Linked DNA regions of Homo sapiens: region 2 is linked to region 1. Evidence: chromatin loops called from intact Hi-C (ENCODE). Cell type or tissue: GM12878. All regions are shown on one strand.

Region 1 (5,000 bases):
TTTTACAGTGATAACACATTTTGGTGGAGCAGAGTACCAAAGTAAGAAACAATGTTCTTATTAGAGTCTTTGAGAGGAATGTACATGCAATTGGTGGTGCGTACACAATTTATAACCATGCCCAAACTGTGACATTCTAATAATCAAAACAGAATCTGCTGTCAAATTGACACTTGGCTAAAAATCTGTATTTATACAGTAAGAGTAATATATAAAATTTTTGTAACAAGACTGCTATTGAGCACAAGCACTCCCCCATGGCAGCATGAGCTTTCCTTTTGGGCTGCCTATCATATAGATTTTAGAAACCCTGGAGCCTTTTCAGAACTAATTTGCAAATCAACCTAAGTACCCTACAATGATGCTGAAATTTCTTATAAACTAGTTCCCTAGATTTTGGTTGCATTTTGTTCAAATCAGTAGGAATTATTTAATCAAAGTACTGGACAAATAAACAAAAAGCTTAAGCTTTTAATGAAGTGTTTTTGAAAACAAAGCTTATAACTAGAAGACAAATTTACTGAAAGAAGAAACAATGAATTATGAGAGCACAAATAATGCACAAGATCTAATTTTGAAATTCTATAATTGTGTATCTATCTCAACTTCTGAAAACAATCTTTTGAAGGAACTCCTAGTTATAACTGCGTATACTTATATTCATACCCAAATAGAAGAAAATTGAAAAGGCCTATGATTTTGAAGCATGTGAATTTGGCAAAACGTTTAAAATAATCCTAAATACAGATAATTTATCTGACAAGTTTTATCCTACAGAAATATCTGTCAGAGAAAACTAATCTAAATGGAGACAATAAGAGTACCTATTGGCCGGGCGCAGTGGCTCACGCCTGTAATCCCAGCACTTTGGAAGGCTGAGGTGGGTGGATCACGAGGTCAGGAGATCAAGACTATCCTGGCTAACACGGTGAAACCCCGTCTCTACTAAAAATACAAAAAATTAGCCAGGCGTGAGAATGGCATCAACCCGGGAGGTGGAGTTTGCAGTGAGCCCAGATTGCGCCACTGCACTCTGGCCTGGGCGACAGAGTGAGACTCCATCTCAAAAAAAAAAAAAAAAGGTACCTATTAAAATCTTTGGGCTTAACTATTTATAATTTAAATGCAAAAAAATATTGATTTGAGAATCTCCTCCATTGGGCAAAATTTGCTGAGTTTCTTTGGTATCCCAATATCTATAGCAGAATAGTTTTCTCTATTAATCATAAAATGTAACTTCAAAAAAGATATCAGGCAATTAAAAAAATTAAAACCAAATTGCAAAATCTGTATTCTTCAGAGAAAAAAAGTGACACTGTATTACAGACAGGAACAGATAGAAAGTACATAAATATGTCTCAAGAACAATTATTTTATGTTCTTTTTGTAACATTTATACGATCACAATAAAAAGTGTTTTGCCTTCAAATATACAAATGTTTTATATTTTGGAAAATTTTTGAGAAGTTATAAAGAACTGTTTCATAGTTCTAACAACATAATAAACACAATTTATATGTCAATAAATACACATTTCAAAAATGTGTGTATGATGTGATTTTAGTGCTTCTTTTACTCCCACAAATGTCACAGTTTTGACAACAAATTATACAACCAAACTAATAATAGACAGGACAAAACATCAGCACATTTAAAAAGGCCAGAATATTACTGGCCAAAAATAAAAAATGTCATGTTATCTCTTTGCTTTTTAAACTAAATTATCTGTCATCTAGCGTTCAAAAGTGGGGGGGGGAAAGCCTATTTAAGTTTTCACAAAATTTCCAAATCTCTATTTTTATCTTTTCCAGGTCATCAATGATATAACTCATAATTTCACAATTAATCTGCTAACTATAAAGCTGCATCTTCCTTAAAATTTTTATTATAAATATATTTTATTGTAGTAAGAACTACAAAAATTTACTCAAAAACAATCATGTGTTTGATGGCTATCTGCCTTCCAAGACTGGGAAATCCCGAAAACGAAGATTCTCTCTCTGTTGGGGTTTTGAATTACTATGAATCATCAGGCTATAGAGCAGGATCTGAAACATGGAAGGCATTTAATAAATGTTTATTGAATGAAATAATTTCTTCAATTAAGACAAAGAAAATTTAAGAGAACACTTGACAGCGACAGGGAAAGGAAGCAAGATTCAAAATGGTAATGAGACCATGAAGTGGTCATTCAAAATTCTAGGTAACACAAAAGAATGTATGTTGAACCAATTCCTTAATTTCTAAAATAAAGTCAAATAAAATTTCACATATTGGGTTTCATATATTCATCTAGAACTGGTAAATAAATGCCTTCAGTATCCCTTAAACTTACTAAGAAAAATGACTTTTACCAAACCAATTATTTAAACACTATTCAGTGATTACTCATGAAGCCTTCAAAAATGGATTAACATTGTATATAGTAGAAAAAATATTTACTCCCTTTTAAAATTAGTTAAAACATATATATAAAATAGTTAAAGTGGCAACAAATCTGTAACAGACAATTCAAATATGAAATGTACTAGTCAGAATGTAAAAAGACAAATACTACTTCAGATAAAATTTAGTTTTCATTTAGTTACATCTTCCCAGACATAAGTATCTTCTGCCATCATGTGGAAATTTCTGAAATTACATGTACACACAAAATTAATGTTATCAAGCTCCTAGAACTGATAAAGGAATTCAGCAAAGTTTCCAGATACTAGATTAATGTACACAAATCAGTAGCTCTTCAATACACCAATAGCGACCAAGTGGAGAATCAAATCAAGAACTCAACTCCTTTTACAATAGCTGCAAAAAAAAAAAAACAAAAAATACTTAGGAATATACCTAACCAAGGAGTTGAAAGACCTCTACAAAGAAAACTACAAAACACTGCTGAGAGAAATCACAGATCACACAAAGGGAAACACACCCCATGCACATGGATGGGTAACATCAATATTGTGAAAATGACCATACTGCCAAAAGCAATCTACAAATTCCGTGCAATCCCCATCAAAATATCACCATCATTCTTCACAGAATTACAAAAAACAATTCTAAAATCCATATGAAACCAAAGAAGAGCCCACATAGCCAAAGTAAACTAAGCAAAAAGAACAAATCTGCAGGCATCACACTATGATTTCAAACTGTGAGACCACAGTCACCAAAACAGCATGATACTGGTATAAAAACAGGCACATAGACCAATGGGACAGAATAGGGAACCCAGAAATAAACCCAAATATTACAGCCAACTGATCTTCGACAAAGCAAACAAAAAAGTAAAGCAGGGAAAGGACAACTTTTTCAACAAATGGTGCTAGAATAATTGGCTAGCCACATGTAAGAGAATGAAACTGGATCCTCATCTCTTGCCTAATACAAAAATCAACTCAAGATGGATCAAGGACTTAAACCTAAGACCTGAAACTATAAAAATCCTAGAAGATAACACTGGAAAAACCTTTCTAGACATTGGCTTAGGATTTCATGACCAAGAACCCAAAAGCAAATGCAATAAAAACAAAGATAAATAGCTGGGACCTAATTAAACTGAAGAGAAAAGGACAGTCAGCAAACAGACAACACACAAGAGTGGGAGAAAATCTTCACAATCTATACATCTGACAAAGGTCTAATAACCAGAATCAACAATGAACTCAAACAAATCAGTAAGAAAAAAACAAACAATCCCATCAAAAAGAGTAAAGAATGTAAGTAGACAATTCTCAAAAGAAGATATACAAAAGGCCGATGACCATATGAAAAAACGCTCAGCATCACTAATGATCAGGGAAATGCAAATCAAAACCACAATGTGATACCATCTTGCTCCTGCAGGAATGGCCATAATAAAAAAAATAAAAAAATAATAGATGTTGGCGTGGATGCGGTGATCAGCGGACACTTCTACACTGCTGGTGGGAATGTAAACCAGTACAGCCACTATGGAAAACACTGTGGAGATTCCTTAAAGAATTAAAAGTAGAACTACCATTTCATCCAGCAATCCCACTACTGGGTATCTACCCAGAGGAAAAGATAATCTTTTTCATTATTTGAAAAAGATACTTGCACATGCATGTTTATAGCAGCACAATTCACAATTGCAAAATAGTGGAACCAACCCAAATGCCCATCAATCAATGAGTGGATAAAGAAACTGGTATACACACACACACACACACACACACACACACACACAGTGGAACACTACTCAGCCCTAAAAAGGAATGAATTAACAACATTTGCAGTGACCTGGATGAGACTGGAGACTATCATTCCAAGTGACGTAACTCACGAATGGAAAAACAAATATTGTATGTTCTCACTGATATGTGGGAGCTAAGCTGTGAGGATGCAAAGGCTATAAGAATGATACAATGGACTTTGGGGACTTGGGGGAAAGAGTGGGAGGGGTGTGAGGGATAAAAGACTACAAATATGGTGCAGTGTATACTGCTCGGGTGATGGGTGGACCAAAATCTGACAAATCACCGCTAAAGAACTTACGCATGTAACCAAATACCACCAGTACATCAATAACTTATGGAAAAAGAAAAAAAAATTAATGTATCAGACTAGGGTATTAGCTTACCCTAGCAGTCTCTAATATTTGAAAAGATTAATCCAGTTTTTAAACAAAGTAAATATTCTTAGAAGAATTTAAGAAGGGGCTGGGAGTGGTGGCTGACTCCTGTAATCCCAGCACTTTGGGAGGTGGAGGTGGGTGGATCACTTGAGGCCAGGAGTTCGAGACCAGCCTGGCCAACATGGTGAAACTTCCTACTAAAAATACAAAAATTCGCCAGATGTGGTGGCGTCTGCCTGTAATCCCAGCTACTCGGGAGGTTGAGGCGGGAGAATCGCTTGAACCCAGGAGACAGAGGTTGCAGCAGTGAGCCAAGATCACACCACTGCACTCCAGCCTGGGCAACAGAGTGAGACTCTGTCTAAAAAAAAAAAAAAAAAAAAAAAAAGAATTTAAGAAGAAAATAATC
Region 2 (5,000 bases), 690 kb before region 1:
TGTAATTCCCAGCTACTTGGAGAGGCTGAGGCATAAGAATCACTTGAACCTGGGAGGCAGAGGTTGCAGTGAGCCGAGACTGCGCCACTGCACTTCAGCCTGGGCGACAGAGGGAGACTCCGTCTCAAAAAAACCAAAAGACCAAAAGAATAAAAAAAGAAGTGAGGAAAGCAGAAAATAGGACAGAGGAAAAGTTAAGCAAAGATGAAGTTTCTGCTGTAGTTCAGCCTTAGCCTGCTCCCACCGAGTTTGAATGGCATACCAAAGTTGGCATCACCTTAGGATGAGGGGGCCAGGTTTTGCAGGCCTGTATGTCAGCCCTCACCTGTGAATGCCTTTGGAGGAAGTCAGAGTCTTCCGGAAACTTCCAGGTGAATAGCAATTCTTCAGAGAAGGCTGCAGTTGTGAGCCATTAGTGGCTATCATTCACAGCAGCTGGCGAACTTGGTGTACCTATCTGGTAAGGGTTTGGGGTGGAAGAAGCACCAACAGCATTACTGCATTTTGCCAGACTGATTTCTACAAATGTGTAATGAGCTTTACAGGAATGGTAATCATGCAAGAAAACTGTTGTTTTATTCTTCATCAACATGCTAATTGTAAGTCTGGCAACTTTTTTAGTCTTGTGTGTTTTCCCCTTTAAATACAGTTTTATTTTTGGTTATCCAGCCCTTCTAAAACCTAACTTATTTTCTAAATACCTTAGTTTCTGAATCTTTCTTTGCACCTAGATAATTTCTGTTAATCTGTGAGACTTACCTTAGATGCCGGTTTCTCTGGGAAGCCTCCTTCAATCATCTACAGCTGGGATACTTTCCTGCCACTCAGCTCTCATAAAATCTGATGTAGTCTGATTTTCATGACACTATAGCAATGTTGTAGAATTATCTAGCTATATGAATTATCTAGCTACGTGTCTGAGTCAGTCAGGATTGGTCAGGAAAACAGAAGGCACTCCGTGTTTTGGGGGCAGAAAGGGTTTGTTATTAGGAATTAGGGGCTTGCTTGACTATTGGAAAGGCTGGGGAGTAGTGAAGACCAGGCAAGCCAGCGGGAAGGAAGCGGACACTGGAGATCTTATCCTGAGGCAACAGGGCAGCGGGTTCTCAGGAACTTAACAGCAAGCTGCTGCAAGTCTTAGGAATCTCTAAGAGGTCCCCCAGCGTCTCACGGTGCAGCAGCAACACAGATGGGTTCTCAAGAGCTCACCAGGGAGCCACTCTGAGCCTCTCATTTTCTTCAGTCAGGATGCAGTTGCCTCTAGAGAATAAAACTTCTCTATTTCTTCTGTCTTCCACATCTTGAGTGACTTCTATGGGAAACTCCGTGTCCTAGGTAAATGGATTGTGGGAGAAGACCTTAAAAGGGATGATGGTGATGCGCAGTTGACAATAGATGATTCAGCATAGTATCTCATGATAAATGTCAAGAGACAAAATTGCAACAAGTTTAGTTAAATGATCAAATTGGCTTTTATTTGTGATTCATGAGTCAGGTAGCATCTCATCTAAGAAACAGAGTGGTGCTCTGTTGGGCGTGATGGAAGAGTCAGTTTTTAAAAGCTTGAGCAGGAACAAGGAAACAGCATAATACAAAAAGCAGATTGGTTAACAGCAGGTTACCTTCCTTGTAAGGGTTAAAGCAGAGGGGACTTTCTGATCATATTGGCTAAAACTGGCCTGTTTGGGGTTTGGCTATTATTTCTTTTTCTCTTTTAATTTCTCAGAAGGTCAGATTAACAACTTAGTTTCAATTTGGTGATATGGAACTTTAGCATGGGTTACTCCATTTTGGTTTGATCTGTTGGGGCCTAGTGCAGGGAGCTTAGTTCAAACCAATGGCCTTCTAGAAATTTTACTTAACAGAGTGTATGAGCTTTTCACCAGCTGGAGAATGTATCTTTCTCATGTTTATGTTCCCAAAGTCTAGTGCAGTTCCTGGAAAATAAAGGTGTTCAATAAATGTTCATTAAATAACAGAATAAGTGATGAGGAGAGGACAATAGCTCCCCAAAGTCAGATAATTTTGGTTATGTTATAAACGATGTTATCAGAGATCAGTAGTTCATCTCCAGAAGAGCCTCGTGTTTAGTAATTTACGGTAGAGATAACGGCAATTCAGGTTGATATTTTTTCTATGCTGACCAAAACTGTCACATTTCTGAAAGCTAAAATCCTAGGTAGAAGGAAACCTTTGCAATTCAGGGCACTGAAGCTGTTGAGGCATGTTAGGCCAATCTCTGCAATATTATTACCTCTTTTCAACTTTTTCTTAAATTTCTTCCAGCGCTCAGGAACCATGTGTATATTAAGTGAGCTGCCACGAGGTGGCACTCTTGCTTATTTGTTGTAGTAGGCCACTGCCTTCTACACAAGGGATGTGATGGAGCCAGAAATGTTAGTCTTAAAGCGACTAAACTGCCCCTCAAATTAAAACATTGTCGTTAGTTGAAGTAAGATACACACATTGCTTCAAATAAGAATTAAAGCAAACGCGAAAATGAAAGAGAAAATCAGAGCCTAATGTCGTTGTCTATAATGCTTTCACCATCTGAGTCACTTGTCAATTGGCACTAGAATCTTGTTCTCCAAGGTGTCCCCAGGGGCTCTTCTTCCCAGTTACTCTGTCCCTGCTTCGTGTGTAAGGTGGGATGATTCAGAAGTTTATTGTCTTATCTTACTTCTGAAGTCTATGGGGGACTCAATTTTCTTCTTTTTTGTTTGTTTTTGAGACAGTACCTCCCTCTGTCATCCAGGCTGGAGTGCAGTGGTGTGATCACGGCTCACTGCAGCCTCGACCTCCATCCAGGGCTCCAGCGATTCTCCCACCTCAGCCTCCTGAGTAGCTGGGACCACAGACATGCACCACCGTGCCTGGCTAATTATCTTATTTTTTTTTTTTTTTTTATAGAGACAGGGTTCCCCTATGTTCCCCAGGCTTGTCTTGAACCCCTGGGCTCAAGCTATCCTCCTGCTTTGGCCTCCCAAAATGCTGGGATTACAGGCATGAGCCACCACAGGTGGCCTGGAATCACTTCTCTATGGGAGAAAAACCCCAGCAGGTGAGTAGGCTTTTAAATTAGCTCAAATTATGGCTAAGAAAGTGTTGGTCATGACCAATAGAGGCACACTTGCTGTAGCATGACTGAAATCCTTCCCGTTAAGATCCACAAATTTCCTTCCAACCAAATTAAAGCTTTCCATAGGACTTACACTTTTTTTTGAAATCACAGAAGTAATCCATGCTCATTGTATAAAACCCCCGAAATAAATATAAACAAAGAGAAGAAAGAAAAACATAATTAATCTCAGCCTCAATAACCAATAGCATTTTAGGGAATGTCCTTTATTACCAATTTATTTATACATGTGATTGACTTGGTATACTCTTAGTACATACTCTGTTCCAGGCACCATGCCAGGTTTTGAGTTTGCAAAGAAGAACAAGATTTTCTCTACAAGACAAATATAGCCCCCTCTCTCTGATTATATAAACACATGCATATATAAGTTTTATAAAAAGGTCATATTTTACAAACAGTGGGCCCTCTGTGTCTGCCATTCTGCATTCATGAGTTCAACCAACCACAGATCAAAAATGTTTGGAAAAAATTTTTACAGTACAATAGAAAGTAATACAAATAAAAACCAATGTAGTATAACAACTACTTACATAGCGATTGCAATGTATTAGGTATTATGAGTAATTTAGAGAAGATCTGATGTATCTGAGAGATTGCGTGTAGGTTAGATGCAAATACTATGCTAGTTTATATCCGGGACTTGAGCAACCTTGAATTTTGATATCCACTGGGATCCTGGGACCAATCTCCATGGGTGTGGAGCCTTGCGTTTCCCCATTAATGATATACTAAGATCATTTTTCCATGTCCCTAAATACTTTTCAAAGGCATTATTTTAATTTCATAATATTTTATTTTCTAGATATACCATAGTTTATTCATTAAATTTTCCTATTCTTGAAAATATACGTGTATCTACTCTTTTACTACAAAAAATAATGATTCATGACTATGAACATATAGTCAGAATGAATAAGATCTAGTATTTAATAGCACAACAGGGTGACTACAGTCAAAAATAACCTATTGTACATTTCAAATTAACTAAGAGTATAACTGGATTGTTTATAACAGAAAGAAAGGATTCATGCTTGAGATGATGGACACTTCCATTTATCCTGATTTAGTTATGCATCATATGCCTGTATCAAAATATCTTATATACTCCATAAATACATACACCTACTATATACCCACAAAATAAGAAAAAGAGATTCAGTGAACAATATTGTAGCCAATTTTTTGCCTGCAACCACAATTACATTCCTAGTCTAAATTGCCAAAGTTGGGGTTGATGGATTAAATGACTTTTAAAATTTTAAGGCTTTGCTAGCTATGTCTAAATTTCCTTCATAAGGGCAACATCAATTTTGTCCCTATTCTTGTACTTCTGTGAATCCTCACCAATACTGAGTGTTTTCATTTAAATATATTTTCACTGTAGGTAAAACATATAAATATATTTATATTTAATTGTTGTTTAAATGTATATTGTTTATACCTGATTACTAATGAGGTCGAATATGGTTTTTTATGTTATTAGCCATTTGTCTTATTGTTTGCTTGCTAATTCCTCAGTTCAGTTTTTTATTGGACATTAGTTTTTTCTCATTGCTATGTAGGGATTTTTTGTATATTTATTAACCCCTGCAGTTATGTTTCTAGTTTCATATTTGTATTTTATTTTGTATTCTGTTTTTGTCATACAGAACTTAACATTTCATAAGTATTTTTTATTTTATCTTATTTTTTGATAGGCATTTTTCCTTTAAAGTTTGTAATTTTAGATTAGAAAATCATTTAGGCATCATTTAGAAAGAAGAGTAGAAGCAAGGATGAACATTTTTATTTGCTCATTGGAAATTATCCTCTAGAATTAGCTCTCTTTTCTTTGATTTAGAATTTCTCTAAAGAATAC

Evidence for each region. Peaks named below come from ENCODE experiments on the same cell type or tissue, not always from the same donor. Only the 100,000 strongest peaks of a DNase experiment are listed, where the experiment ranks them.
Region 2: it touches region 1 in a loop (11-fold over the local background); 28 of 110 quality-filtered maps call a loop at or near these places.

Annotation. Positions count from the first base shown.
Region 1 is chr7:97,142,870-97,147,869 of GRCh38, reverse strand. All of the region lies in intron 1 of SDHAF3 (succinate dehydrogenase complex assembly factor 3), which reads right to left. The region is part of intron 2 of LOC107984034 (a long non-coding RNA gene); the gene reads right to left. Among named protein-coding and RNA genes, the nearest start is that of SDHAF3, 28 kb to the right of the region's middle. In GM12878, no CTCF peak of the experiment used is centred here; a DNase peak (open chromatin) is centred at 2,637.
Region 2 is chr7:97,833,071-97,838,070 of GRCh38, reverse strand. No RefSeq gene overlaps it. Among named protein-coding and RNA genes, the nearest start is that of ASNS, 37 kb to the left of the region's middle. In GM12878, a CTCF peak has its summit at 2,317 (motif pointing right); a DNase peak (open chromatin) is centred at 2,340.